Linked DNA regions of Homo sapiens: region 2 is linked to region 1. Evidence: chromatin contacts called from ENCODE Hi-C or POLR2A ChIA-PET data. All regions are on one chromosome and are shown on one strand. Each heading gives the region's core, a stretch centred on a gene start or an enhancer-like site at or near the end of the contact. The rest is flanking DNA. Distances are from core to core; before and after follow the strand shown.

Region 1 (7,325 bases), core at 3,120-5,619:
GGTTCAAGCAATTCTCCTGTCTCAGCCTCCCAGGTAGCTGGGACTACAGGTGCACACCACCACGCCTGGCAATTTTTGTATTTTTAGTAGAGACAGGGTTTCACCATGTTGAACAGGGTGGTCTCGAACACCAGACCTCAAGCCATCTGCCCACCTCCTTGGCCTCTCAAAGTGCTGGGATTAAAGGCCTGAGCCACTGCAGCCGGCCCATCACATCAGTCTTATGCCTTTACATACTCAGAGCTTAGCTCACACTTAGAAGTGAGAACATATGATATTTGGCTTTTTCTTTCTTTCTTTCTTTCTTTTTTTTTTTTGAGATAGAGTCTCACTCTATCGCCCAGGCTGGAGTACAATGGAATGATCTCAGTTCACTGCCACCCCACCTCCTAGGTTCAAGCGATTCTCCTGCCTCAACCTCCTAAGTAGCTGGGACTACAGGTGCACACCACTACACCTAGTTAATTTTTGTATTTTTAGTTGAGACAGGGTTTCACCAACAGGCCAGTTTGGTCTCTAACTCCTGACCTCAGGTGATCTGCCTGCCTTGGCCTCCCAAAGTTCTGAGATTACAGGCATGAGCCACCACACCCAGCCAATATTTGGTTTTCCATTCCCGAGTTATTTCACTTAGAATAATGGCCTCCAGCTACACCCAAGTTGTGGCAAAAGACATTATTTTGTTCTTTGTTATGGCTGAGTAGTATTCCTTGGTGTGTATATATCACATTTTTTTTATCCACTCATTGGCTGATGGGCAGTTAGGATGGTTCTGTATCTTTACAATTGCGAATTGTGCTGCTATAAATATGCATGTTCATGTGTCTTTTTCGTGTAATGACTTCTTTTCTTTTGGGTAGAGACCCAGTAGTGGGATTGCTGAATCAAATGGTAGTTCTACTTATAGTTCTTTAAGGAATTTCTCTACTGTTTTCCATAGTGGTTGCACTAGTTTACATTCCCACCAGCAGTGTAAAAGTGCTCCCTTTTGGCTGGGCTCGGTGGCTCACGCCTGTAATCCCAGCACTTTGGGAGGCCGAGGTGGGCAGATTGCCTGAGGTCGGCAGATTGCCTGAGGTCAGGAGTTCGAGACCAGCCTGGCTAACATGTTGAAACCCCATCTTTACTAAAAATACAAAAAATTAGCCAAGCATGGTGGTGCATGCCTGTAGTCCCAGCTACTCAGGAGGCTGAGGAAGGAAAATCACTTGAACCAGGGAGGCAGAGGTTGCAGCGAGCTGAGATCCTGCCACTGCACTCCAGCCTGGGCGACAGAGTGAGACTCTGCCTCAAAAAAAAAAAAAAAAAAAGGTGGTCCCTTTTCACCACATCCGCACCAGCATCAATTTTTTTTTTTTTTTACTTTTTCATAATGGCCATTCTTGCAGGAGTAAAGTGGTATCTAATTGTGGTTTTAATTTGCATTTCCCTGATAATTAGTGATGCTGAGCATTTTTTTCATATGTTTGCTGGCTGTTTGTATATCTCCTTTTGAGAATTGTCTATTCATGTCCTTTGTTGACTTTTTGATGGGGTTTTTTTTTCTTTCAGTTTTCGTTTCCTTGTAACACATCTATTCTGTAAGGATAAAGATGTCTGTAAAATAAGAGACCATTAACTTGTGCTAAAGGTCAGTATTTTTTTTAAGGGATAAAAAGATAAAATTTGCTGGGAAACAAATGTTAGGAACAACTGACTGGTATTGGCTGAGAGGACGGAGTTGCTGAAGAGTTTGCCTTCCAAGGTGGACTGTCCCACTTCACCAGTAATTTTCTTGTGAAAAGTGTTGACTAAAACCAAACCAAACAAAAATAAGTTTTTAAAGAATTAAAGTGAGTTTTCTTTAGAAGTCTTATTGCAGGCTGTAGACTGATGACTACAGTCTGGAAGTAGTTTGTAGAGAGGTTTCGTTAGTAACCTGTTTTGGCTAATATTTTAATCTATTTATATACAGGTGGTGGAGGTTTAGTATGTATAAAATTGTATTAGATTTGTTTAGAAGTTATATTAAAGTAGAATTATATTAAGGTTTGAACGTAAGAGTATATTTGGGCTGCGCCTCGTGGCTCATGCCTGTAATCCCAACACTTTAGGAGGCCTGTCTCTACAAAAAATAAAATAATTAGCTGGGCATGGTGGTGCACACCTGTAGTCCCAACTGCTTGGGAGGCTGAGGTAGGAGGACCTCCTGAGCCTGGGAGATTAAGGCTGCAGTAAGCCGTGATTGCCACTGCACTCCAGCGTGGGTGACAGAGCACAGAGCAAGACCTTGTCTAAAAACAAAATACAATATTTTTTTTTTTTTTTTTTTTTGAGACGGAGTCTCGCTGAGTGCAGTGGCGCGATCTCGGCTCACTGCAAGCTCCGCCTCCCGGGTTCAAGCCATTCTCCTGCCTCAGCCTCCAGATTAGCTGGGACTACAGGCTGGGACACGATGCCCGGCTAATTTTTTTGTATTTTTTAGTAGAGACGGGGCTTCCCCGTGTTAGCCAGGATGGTCTCAATCTCCTGACCTTGTGATCCGCCCGCCTCAGCCTCCCAAAGTGCTGAGATTACAGGCGTGAGCCACTGTGCCTGGCCTAAAAACACAAATTTTTAAAAAAGAGTATATTTAGTTATCTGGTTATAGGTTATAGAAGTATAATTATTAATTTTGTTAGACATTATTTTGTGTGTAGAAAAAGACAAGGACTAGGGCTTTTTATTTTTTAAGGAATATAGTGATTTAGGTAAAGAGAGGTTGGGGGCATTTGGGAGTTGTATGTCTTATTTTGTTTTGTCTCTACAGTATTTTCTTGGAGAAGTCTTTTTTTGTTTTGTTTTTTGAGACGGAGTGTCACAGTGGTACCATCTTGGCTCACTGCTACCCCCACCTTCTGGGTTCAAGCAATTTTCTAGCCTCAGCCTCCCAAGTAGCTGGGACTTCAGGCACATGTCACCATGCCCAGCTAATTTTTGTGTTTTTGGTAGAGATGGGGTTTCACCATGTTGGCCAGACTGGTCTCAAATTTGTGACCTCAAATGATCCACCTGCCTCGGGCTCCCAGATAGCTGGGATTACAGGCATGAGCCACCACTCCCAGCCTTGGAGAATTATATGTTATAGAGTCAGGAGTTTTGTAAAATTATGTTGGCAAGTAGAAATGAATAAATATAATTTTTTTATGTTTGTTATTTTGTCCTATAAATTTTTTTGTTATAAATTAATTGTCTGGTTGTATTTATAAGATTAATGATTGTTTATATAGATAAGAAGGCTTTTTTTTTTTTTTTAAGGAAGATTGGTAATTTTGAGTTGTAGGAGTAAGGAATGAGTATTGGGCCTAGTGTGTATATTTGTCTATTTATTGGAAAATACGTTTTGGATTGTATTTATTTTTTATTTACTGTGATTTGGTTTTTTATATTTAATATAATATTTTAATAAGACTACTATAAGGATAGTATAGGTTGTGTATAATAGTATATATTTAATAGTATTAAAGTGAGTTGTAGATTGGAAAATGTGATAATGACTTAATAAAGTTAGAATATCAATTTGTACATTTTAAGATGAATTGTGTGTTTTTGTATTTACATGTATTAGAGTTTTTTTATGGAAAGTAATTTTGTACTATGCAAGAGACATAGGGGACCCTGTGCTCTATTTTGTTTTGTTGTTAAAGTATCTTTTGGAGAGCTGTATGTTGTCACAGAGTCAGGAGCTTTGTGAAGTTACTTTGTTGGCAAGCAGAAATGAGTAAACATAGCTTTTCATGTTTGTTATTTTGTCTTACACAAAGATGCCATCTCCTTACCTAACCTAAGATGTGACTCTAATAGATAAAATGATAAGGAACATAAACTAAGACAAGAGATCTCTTGGGATGTCTTCAGATCATGAGGGCTAAACATGACTCAGACCGGAAGGTTAGTGTTTACCAAGACCCTTCTTACAGCTGGGGAAAATGAAGGCAAATTAAGTTTAGCCTAAGCTAAAACAGGAGCAACTTGGTTATGGTAAAAAGAGATATTGCCCTATGGGAAGGGCTACTACAAGAATTCTTTCCATACTTAAACTTCAGTAGCAATCTGACAAGTTTTTAAGTGGAGTCTGAATGTAAAACATTCAGAGAGAACCCTTGGTCAGTAGCAGGATAGAGGTTGCAATAAACACAGAGAACTAGTGGCATTTCAAGGAACAGTGAGGAGACAGGTCTGGTTGAAGCAGAAGCTCTTTTGTGAGATCAGTAGAAAATACGCCTGGAGAAAAAGCCTGTTTAAAACTAAACATCTTTTCCAAGGGTAAAACATAAAATCCTTGAAATTAGGCTTTCTAATGGGCAAAGAGATGTCTTCAACCATTTTATGATGAGAAATACATTGGTTCATCCTCAGAGGTCTCTGAACAAAAAGGGGAACACATGTGAAGGTAGTCATGAGGGAGCCTCTGTGAATCATAAGGAGAACTGATTGCAAAACCAGAAGCCAGCAGAAACAAAACAATTCATAAAATTACAGAGGCGGTATTCGGAAGTTCTAAATACTTTTTTTTCCATCTCAGAAATGCTTGGTATCCTAATAATATTTTCTTTGTGATACGTTTTCTATACTCTTAGTAATTTTCCCTGGTCTTGATCTCATCATTAAAGAGGATGAAACCAACACCAGGAAATGTCCATAAGCAGGAAACCACATTTTTATTCCATCACTCATAAAGCATCATTCATAATAATCAGTGTCAGTTTAGCTATAGCAACAGATGCTAACATACACATAGTAAGAGCCTACAAAGGCTCTTTTAAATGTCAGTTTAATTTAAACCTTAACCTCAGATTTTTTCCACAGATACAGTGAGAAACCACAAAGATCCTCCTGTCCTAATGCTCCCTCCATACTCTGCAATAAAAGTTCTTGTTTTGGAAATAGAGAAACCTGTCTGAATCAGCAGTCTTGGCTTGCTGTGTCCTCCATGACCACACCACATGTTCCATACCTTTAGCCTTCATAGGGGCTGGAAAAAACTCTGTCTCCCTTGTCTACCCATTTTCACTGTGGAGTTCGGCTGCACATTTCAGGTGGAAAGGAGGTAGTGTACTAAAATTGCAAAGTATTTCTTTTAATTGGCAATGAATTTAAACAATATTCATTGATTCTTCCACTATGAACAAGCTAGTGTTCCCTGGGGGATAAACAGATGAATAATTGGATAAGCCTTTACTACTCAGGAAGTGTATAGTCTAGAGGAGTGCAGTCCAATAGGAATAGAATATAAACCACAGACACAATGTAAATGTTCTAATGGACACATTAAGTGAAGTAAAAAGAAACATGAAATTAATTTCAAACATATACTTTATTTAACTCAATGTACCCCCAACATTATCATTCTAAATTGTACTTAATATAAAATTATTAATGAAATATTTTATATTCTCTTTTTTTTTCCATACTGTGTTTAAAATCTGGTATGTATTTTACATCTAAAGTACATCTCGATTCAGACTAGCCACAATTCAGGTGCTCAATAGTCACATGTAGCTGGTGGCTACCACATCAGACCCTATAGGTCTCATATGTAGCAGAGAAAAAGACATACAGAGGCTGAGGCGAGCGGATCACTTGAGCACAGGAGTTCAAGACCAGCCTGGGCGACACAGTGAGACCTCTGTCTCTACAAAAAATAAAAAAGTAGCTATGTGGCCTGGTGCAGTGGTTCATGCTTGTAATCCCAGCACTTTGGGAGGCTGAGGCGGGTGGATCACATGAGATCAAGAGTTCAAGACCAGCCTTACCAACATGGTGAAACCCCATCTCTACTAAAAAAATACAAAAATTAGCTGGGCGTGGTGGCAGGCACTTGTAATCCCACTACTCAGGAGGCTGAGGCAGGAGGATTGTTTGAACCCGTGAGGGGGAGGTTACAGTGAGCCGAGACCACGCCATTGCACTCCAGCCTGGGCAACAAGAGCAAAGCTCCTTCTCAAAAAAAAAAAAAAAAAAAAAAAATTAGCTATGCATGTTGGCATACATCTGTAGTCCTAGCTACTCAGGAGGCTGAGGTGGGAGGATTGTTTGAGCGCAGGAGTTCGAGGCTGCACTGAGCTATGATCTTGCCACTACACTCCAGCCTGAGTGACACAGCAAGACCCTGCCTCTAAAAAAAAAAGAAAAGAAAAGAAAAGAAAAGAAAAAGACTTGTTGGAGCCTACTCCCACTCTGTGGAGTGTACTTTTGTTTCAATAAATCTGTGATTTTCTGTCAAAAAAAAAAAACAAAGACAAATGACAGCAATACAAGCTCCATTTGGTTTGGGATGAGGAGGACATTTTCCATGGAAGAGATGGCACTTGAAATTAATGTTCCAAATAATGGTTGTGAGTTGAGCAAGCAGAGACAGAAAAAATGAAGAGTGTAGTTCACAGTGAAGGACCCGTAGAAGCAATAACTTAGGGGAGGAAAATGGCAGGGCGCTGCAGCTCTGTTCAATACATGGAGCTTCTCATTGTGCCTCAGATAATGACAGAACTTCTTAAGGAGGCCTGCGAAGTCCTAGCTAGTTTATTTTCTACTTTGCTGTTCAAACATATTCCCTATTTTCAGGCTCTCTGCTTGAGCCACAGAAGTCTCTGGGCCACCTCCTATAAACTACTCATGTCTTCCCACCCAGGGCTTTACATGTGCAGGGCCCTGCCTGGAACTTATCTGGTTTGGCCCATCATTGTTTCTAGCACCTAGCAGAGGGCTCAGCACATATTCAGTCCTCAAAAAATATATTGAAGTGAATGGATGAGTGATTTGAGAGGCAGGTAGGGAAGAAGATGATGAGAAGGCAGGAAAGGTTGCTTGAGGGCTTGTTGCTGAGGGCCTTGGGTGCCACATTAAGGGTTTGCAATGAATTCAGTGAGCAAACCAGGTCCATGCCTCTAATCTACATCTTAATAGGACTTGCATATTAGATACTGAGCTGCAGCTCAGCCACGTGTGGGATGATTTGGAGTGAAAGGTAGGCAGTGAAGCGCCCTGTTAGGAGCCCTCTGAAGGAGTCCAGAGGAGAATCAATCAGGCCTCCTTACTGTAGCAGAGCGGTGGATGTAGGCATTAGTTACACACTTAAAATAAAAATTACAGGAGGCTGTTGAACTAAGCTCCTGCACTAGGCCCCAACAGACCGGACTAAAAATCAAAATGGAGTCACCTATGCTACAGTTCCACATCAGCAAACCCAAACTAAGTTGTTATCTGACCTTACGAGAAATCCAAAGAGAGATAACAGCCAATATCCCACACAGCCCAGTTTCAGTCTTCAGTTGGCATGATAATAAAGCCTTCTTTGCTTTGATCCT
Region 2 (7,325 bases), core at 2,403-4,902, 300 kb after region 1:
GAGGTGGGTGGATCAGCCGAGGTCAGGAGTTCGATCCCAGCCTGGACAACATGGCCAAACCTTGTCTCTACTAAAAATACAAAAATTAGCTGGGTGTGGTGGCAGGCGCCTGTAATCCCAGCTACTCAGGAGGCTGAGGCAGGAGAATCACCTAAACCCGGGAGGCAGAGGTCGCAGTGAGCCAATATCATGCCATTGCACTCCGGCCTGAGTGACAAGAGAGAAACTCCATCTCAAATAATAATAATAATTATAATTATAATTATACAAATATCAATATATGATCAACTTCACTTATGTATGCAATTTTTAATCCAATTCTTTTGTAGCACTTGCTAAATACTAGAGAACGTTCAAAGCGTATTACATATATTTACTAATCTAATCACTCCTATGATGTAGGTAGTATCATTATTCCTATATTATAAACTAGGAAACTGAGCACAGGGGGGTGTGGTGACCAGTGCAGGTCACATGGCTGATGAGTGGTAAAGCCAGGACTCCACCTGGACCCTGGAGTCTGTCCTTGGCCTTTTCTTTTAACTCACACTGTTGCCTTTTCTGACCATTTTTTAAAAATTATTATTCTTTTAAATACTTTTTTAGGCAAAGCTTTTAAAAATAAATCATTTATTAACAAAAATTCAGAATCATAAGTTTTCATTATAGGATACCTTAAACTTGATAATTTACTTTTTACATTTAAATCACATGTCATTAATGCTTTCAGTCATAGGTGAAGTAGCATTTTTTTTTTTTGAGACGGAGTCTCACTCTGTTGCCCAGGCTGGAGTGCAGTGGCACCATCTCACCTCACTGCAAGCTCCACCTCTTGGGTTCACCCCATTCTCCTGCCCCAGCCTCCCGAGTAGCTGGGACTGCAGGCGCCAGCCACCACACCTGGCTAATTTTTTGTACTTTTAGTAGAGACAGGGTTTCACCGTGTTAGCCAGGATGGACTCGATCTCCTGACCTCGTGATCCGCCTGCCTCAGCCTCCCAAAGTGCTGGGATTACATGCGTGAGCCACTGCGCCCGGCAGCTTATTCTTTAACAATAGCAAAAGAGTTGGCCTCCTGATATTCTTAGCTCATGCTTCTCAAACTGGAGTGTACGTATCAACGTGTGTGTTTGCAGCCAGCTCATGGGAAATACGAGGTACATCTCTCAAGAGTATCCACATTTATGTGAAGATTTCAAGGAAATTACGTGAAATCAAATCTGAATATTTATTACAAGGCAGAAGGAAAAATGAATAAGATGAAAGAGGAGAAATCCAAGAAATGTTGGGTTTACAGCAGTAAGTTGGAAGACTAGCCTGAGACTGAGGGACTCTGGGTTTGTGTTCATGACCCCCTGCCATTTTAAACCACTTTGGTTGAAAAGTCTAGCGGGATGTGGTGGCTCAGGCCAGGTGCAGTGGCTCAAGCCTGTAATCCCAGCACTTTGGGATACTGAGGTGGGCAGATCACCTGAGGTCAGGAGTTCAAGGCCAGCCTGGCCAACATGGTGAAACCCTGTCTCTACTAAAAATACAAAAATTAGCTGGACATGGTGGTACATGCCTATAATCCCAGCTACTCAGGAGGCTGAGACAGGAGAATTGCTTAAGCCTGGAAGGTAGAGGTTGTAGTGAGGAGAGCATGCCACTGCACTCCAGCCTGGGTGACAGAGTGAGACTCTGTCTCAAAAAAAAAAACAAAAGAAAGAAAGAAAAAAAGAGTCTAAGAAGCAATTAAAAAAAATTCAAGTGCCATTTGTATAAAGTTTCACAAGACTTTTTATGTTGTTTTCCTCAGAAATATTTATAATTTTTAGCACTTTTGTAATTTGAGGGAACGACTAGAATTAAATGGTGAAAATAGAAAAGGAGCTTCTGATGTGAGTGCCATAAGCAATGTATTTTACAAAGTGTGTGAAGAGAAATGAAAAACAAACTTCTTTATTTGAGAGAAAGAAAGGAAGGAAAGAAAGAAAGAGAAAGGAAGAAAGGAAGGAAGGAAAGAAAGAAAGAAAAGAAAAGGAGGGAGGGAGGAAGGAAGGGAGGGAGGGATGGGGAGGGAGAGAGAGAGAGAGGGAAGGGAGGGAGGAAGGAAGGAAGGAAGGAACGAAGGAAACAGAAAATAATTTACTCTTCCCATATTTAGCTTAGTCATCTCTTAGGGACCACCGTGTTCTCTGAACCATCTCTGTGGGCACAACATTATCTCAGGCACTGTGGGCAGCTTCCAGGGAAAAGAGGAGACATGCTTTTAACCCATTAGCAGCTTCCAAGAAAATGATGCAGATGAAATGAACATAATCTATAATGCCTGGAAACACAAACAAACACATATGTATATAGCAGCTGAGGATTGCTTTGTTTTGGTAATATGATTACATATGTGTAAGAAAGAAATTATAGGGTCTAGGTCTATTCATTTGGTGCTTCAGTCCCCCATAGATGTAACACACACCAATTCAAATAGGTAGGCTTATGCATGCCCCCTGTATATAAAGCGTCTGTCTATCTTCACGTAATAAAGCAAATATAGACAAAGGCATTCTCTAAACCAAAGGAGTTTGGGCTGTTTGGAGATCCTGTTATTAGGTCACAGGAATAATTCAGGTTAAATTTTCACAGTCCCTCTATAAGTGAACCATTGAATACATAAAGCATTGAACACACAAGGGCTGTTGGCTTTGATGGTTGGCAAAGTCCACACACCCAGCTCTACCTTTCTTTGCACCACCCTACCCTGCTACATTTTCAAATCCACAGGCAATGTTGAGTGAAAGCTTACTCAACACTGCAGGCACCCCAGGAGTTATCCTGGTGAAATACATAAATGTTCTGTCCTTTCAGATACAGCAAGACTCTTTCAGATTTTAGTGGCTAAAATATAAAGTTTGTAGCCAGTCTTGGGGAAACCTCAACTTCAAACATGAGACAAAATTCAATTCAAGAATCTAGCTTTGCCAAGTTTCTCACTCTATCTGTTTGACATCTTGGTCTTGTCCTTCATCAGGCTTTACTTAAAAAGTAAAACTGAATAAAAATTGATTTCACAATCAACAAAACTTAGCCACTCTCCTGATGTGTTACTTAGCTTAAAAACAATTCTAATTCAGTTCTATAATATAATTATATAACTTAATTAGGTAATTCTACTTTTCAGGCAAAAGTATAACCTAATAAAATCTTCTCAAATTTTATACTCAACAAATCCATGAAGCACAAAAAGGGCCAAACATTTTCTATTACAAAAAAAAGAATAGTTTTTTAAGAATCCATTGAAGACTCCACAATTATACTTTTACATAAATTGACTAAAAATTTTTCCCCAAATCAGAAAGTCGAAATCCAAGAAACTATCAACAAATATACTTTAAAAGGAACAAATAAGTTACTATGCAAAAGAAGCAGAGACTATGTTCAAGAGAAGCATAAATATTCAAATATTTATTTTTTCAGATTTTGTTGGTCTGAATAGCTACTGAGTTTTATACTAATGTCTTTAAATCTGTTACTATGCATAACATTCTACTTGTGGCATGTTTTAAGACACTCTTTGGTCATGTTTTTGCACATTTATAAAATAACAAATTCAGTGTTATTACTCAACAAACTCATAACATAACTGATCTTGTAAAAACGTCATCACTGATGGGAAAGATCCATGCCTACGTTATGACTAAGGGAAGCAGCCCAGTAGCCTCCGGGAGCAAGCAGCTATATGCATCATCGGGTGCATTTGCAAGGTTGGAATTCAGAGCTTTTGCAACAGGCTTCATCCAGGAGGCAGGAAAATAGCATGGGTGTGACTTGGGAAAAGAGCTCCAAGTTAACTGTGGGAAGCCATGGGAAGCCGTGGGAAGGCCACTTGGTTCCCATCTTCTCCCTCTTTCCTGCACTATATCTAAACAAACCTTTTGACAACCGGTAAACTGGGAATTTTGACTGTAGGATCCACAGTTCTAAGATATTTAAAATCTTCCCCTTTTGCAAGGGAAATTATTCAGCTCTGAAAAATTTAGTAGGCTGTTTGGGGGCTGGGTTCCTAGGGAACTTAACTGTTTTAAATAATGCTCTTTGACCTCTAAGGAACAGAGACCCACTTTACTTCAGGGCAGGGCTTGGGTGTTACCTGAAAATATCCACACAGACCAGAATGGATCAGAAGGTCATAAGGCCCTAGATGTTCCCCAGTTTTAGGCCCTGGTCTCTCTCCTTTGATCTCTTTCATGTCCCCTGTCTCATGACCTCTCTGACTCAGTATCTCTCGGTGACATCACTTTCTTCTTCTTTTTTTTTTTTAACCTTTTATTTTAGGTGCAGGTTTGTTACGTAGACAAACTGTGTGTCTCGGGGGTTTGGTGTACAGATTATTTCGTCACCCAGGTAATAAGCTTAGTACCCGGCAGGTAGTTTTTGATCCTCGCCTTCCTCCCACCCTCCACCCTCAAGTAGGCCCCGGTGTTTGTTGTTCCCTTCTTTGTGAAAGACATTCTTTTCTGACCAGCTTTTTCTCTCTTTTCTATGCCACGTCATAACTTCATCTTGCACGTGGCTTTGGCTTACGTGAGCCTGTGGCAATTTGACAGCTCCAATAAAATTACTTCCTGGCAATTCATTCCTTGTTGTTGAGTCCAAATTGCCAAAGGAAAGACTCTGGTTGGCCCAGCTCATCTTTGTGTGCCAGCTCCTGAGTATGTGATGGCAAACCTATGTGCTGGCTGTCTTGAGGTCAGGCTTCTGAAATCTCTGTGCGTGTGTGGGGTGCAGCTCATGAGTTTACAGAGCAAAGACTACAGATGGAGCACACTCCCCAGAAAGGCCTGTGGCCGGGCCGAAAGTGGCCAGTATCTCTAGGAAACTTTATTTTTAATATGCTCTTGGCTCTTTATTAAAATATTCAGCTTTTCATTCAACACATTTTTATCAAGCAATCTCAATGAGTCAGATACAGGGGAGACATCAAAATTTGAGGGGCAGGCTGGGCACGATGGCTCATGCCTGTAATCCCAACAGTTTAGGAGGCTGAAGCAGGCTGATCACTTGAGGTCAGGAGTTCGAGACCAGACTGACCAACATGGTGAAACCCCGTCTCTACTAAAAATACAAAAATTAGCTGGGCATGGTGGCAGGCACCTGTAACCCCAGCTGCTCAGAGACGGAGGTAGGAAAATCGCTTGAACCCAGGAGGCAGAGGTTGCAGTGAGCCGAGACCACGCCACTGCACTCCAGCCTGGGCAGTCAGCCTAAGCAAGACTCCATCTCAAAAACAAACAAACAAACAAACAAACAAACAAACCAAAAAACAAATCGAGGGGCAAATGTGGCTTCTTAGAACAATTTCCCCGGTGACTCCCTGAGATGCAAGTCTTATCCCCCAACAGACTTGTGAAGGGTCAGGCATTTAACCCTCATCATTTGCAGGATGTTTTTGCTTGACAACGCTATGAAATTTATTTATTCTGTCAGAATGGAGGAAAGATGTTTTTAAATACATAATCTCCACCTCTACGTAAAAATCTGGCTTGTATCTTCACAGCACAAAATTCAACATTGGACACCCCCTCAATAGTTTTGGAGGATCTATATCACTTCAATTTCTGAAATGATTTAAATATGAACATATATTTATATATAAATAGAATCACACTAAGATATACATAAAAGCAAATACAGGTGCCAAGGCAGGAAAGGCGGAGGCAGATGGTGTATGGAGAGGAGAAAAGGGGATCCATGTGAAGAGTGATGCTTTCTTATTTAATAAATTCTGAGAGTCCCAGGTTAAAGTCTTGCCATGTTTGTTTGCTTGTTGCTTATTTATTTGGTTGCCATGTTTGTTTTGACTCTTTTTACTCTTGGCAGATACTCAAGCAGTGAAAGATCTGCTTAAGCAGCCCAAAAGCTGCATAAATGCTTTAAATACACCTGATAAATGCTAGCTACACCTGGATTTTTTACTGAAGCAGTGAAAAAGATCTTTCGCTGCCTCAACCAGGTGACCAAGGTCAACATCCACAGCGTAAGTCATGTTCATGGTGTGCAGCCTTGATAAATGGGGTAGCAACAACCCTTCACTTTGTGGTCTACCCTCCAAAGACCCAAAACCCCAGTCTAAACATGAGAAATACATCAGATAAATCCCTGCCGAGGATCATTCTAAAACACACCTGACCAATGCTCCTCAAAACAGCCAAGGTTATCAAAAGCAAGAAAAGTCTGAGAAACTCACAGCCATGAGGGCCCAAGGAGACACAACGACTAAATGTTAAGTATGGAATCTTAGATGCGATTCTGGAGCAGAGAAAGGACATTGGTAAACTTTAAAGATATATGAATACAATATGGGCTTTAGTTAATAATAATTTAACAATATTGGTTCATTAATTTTAACAAAAATACCCCATTAAGATCAGATGTTAATACTAGGGAGCTTGGGTATGAGGTATATAGGAACTGTCCATACTATTGTTCTAATTTTTCTGTAAATCAAAAACTATACAAAAAAGAAATTTATTTAAATAATTAATACACTAGTACTACTTAGAAAAAGGAAAGAAAGGTTTTTATGTAAATTTTAATAGGGTAGTGCTGATGTTATGCTTGAACTTCAGAGATTCTCTTGTAAATTCTCTAGAGTTATGCTACCTTATACATTCTTATTGCTCACAGATTCTGGATATTTAAAAAAGAGAGAGAAATGGGGAGTGGATATTCCTTAGGGAATAAGAGGCCTTAAAATTGAATTTAGTGGCAAGATCAAATCTTTAAGACTAGGCTTCACTTTTTAAAATAGTGCAATAATTTTTATTATGCAATAACAAATGTTGTAAATATATGAAAAGGGAAAAAAAACCCAGTGCCCCTATATAGCATATCATCTATTTTCTTTTTTTATTCCATATTTCTTCCCACTCACTGCAATTATAATACTGATGAAATTGAGCATTCAGATTTTTACACTAAAATTTTATTGTAACATTTTTCTAGGTTATTTCGTATCTTAAAATTTTCACTTTAAAGTTCTGGATAATAGTCCACTGAGTGGTTATACCATAATTTAGCTGAACAATTCCCTACTGCTATTTTAAATAACCATTTCTACCACAGAAGAATCAAACTCTCCCCTACCCTTCCTGTGTCCCCAACTGAGAGCTGAGATGTGACTATGGTACATTTATTCCTTGGAAAAACATGCAGTGTCTGAACTCTTGACCTGTACTGTACCTCCTGCCAGGGTCCCGGGAGGAGGTGTGCAGCTTTGAGGCTGCTCAGCAGTTTTTGGGCTGAAGAGTTTCTGCTCTGCCATTCTGGAGCTAGACCAGGCTTTGCCT

The links. A loop is a pair of places that touch in the nucleus more often than their neighbours do. ChIA-PET counts read pairs that join two places held with the same protein, here RNA polymerase II (POLR2A).
Region 2: a loop to region 1 is called in a map of mammary epithelial cell, with 15 times the contacts of the local background. The contact joins two enhancer-like sites. A Hi-C loop is called at or near these places in 1 of 168 maps with a recorded cell type or tissue (mammary epithelial cell). POLR2A ChIA-PET finds 5 or more read pairs at or near these places in 2 of 52 experiments (Panc1 and activated naive CD8-positive, alpha-beta T cell).

The regions. Positions count from the first base shown.
Region 1 is chr6:134,284,187-134,291,511 of GRCh38, forward strand. All of the region lies in intron 1 of SGK1 (serum/glucocorticoid regulated kinase 1), which reads right to left. Among named protein-coding and RNA genes, the nearest start is that of SGK1, 30 kb to the right of the region's middle. Within about 2 kb of position 4,370, at least 8 of the 41 ENCODE cell types and tissues checked have a DNase peak (open chromatin) inside an H3K27ac peak, as active enhancers do; they include mammary epithelial cell, where a contact is called at or near this core.
Region 2 is chr6:134,586,004-134,593,328 of GRCh38, forward strand. No RefSeq gene overlaps it. Among named protein-coding and RNA genes, the nearest start is that of LINC03002, 50 kb to the left of the region's middle. Within about 2 kb of position 3,653, at least 4 of the 41 ENCODE cell types and tissues checked have a DNase peak (open chromatin) inside an H3K27ac peak, as active enhancers do; they include mammary epithelial cell, where a contact is called at or near this core.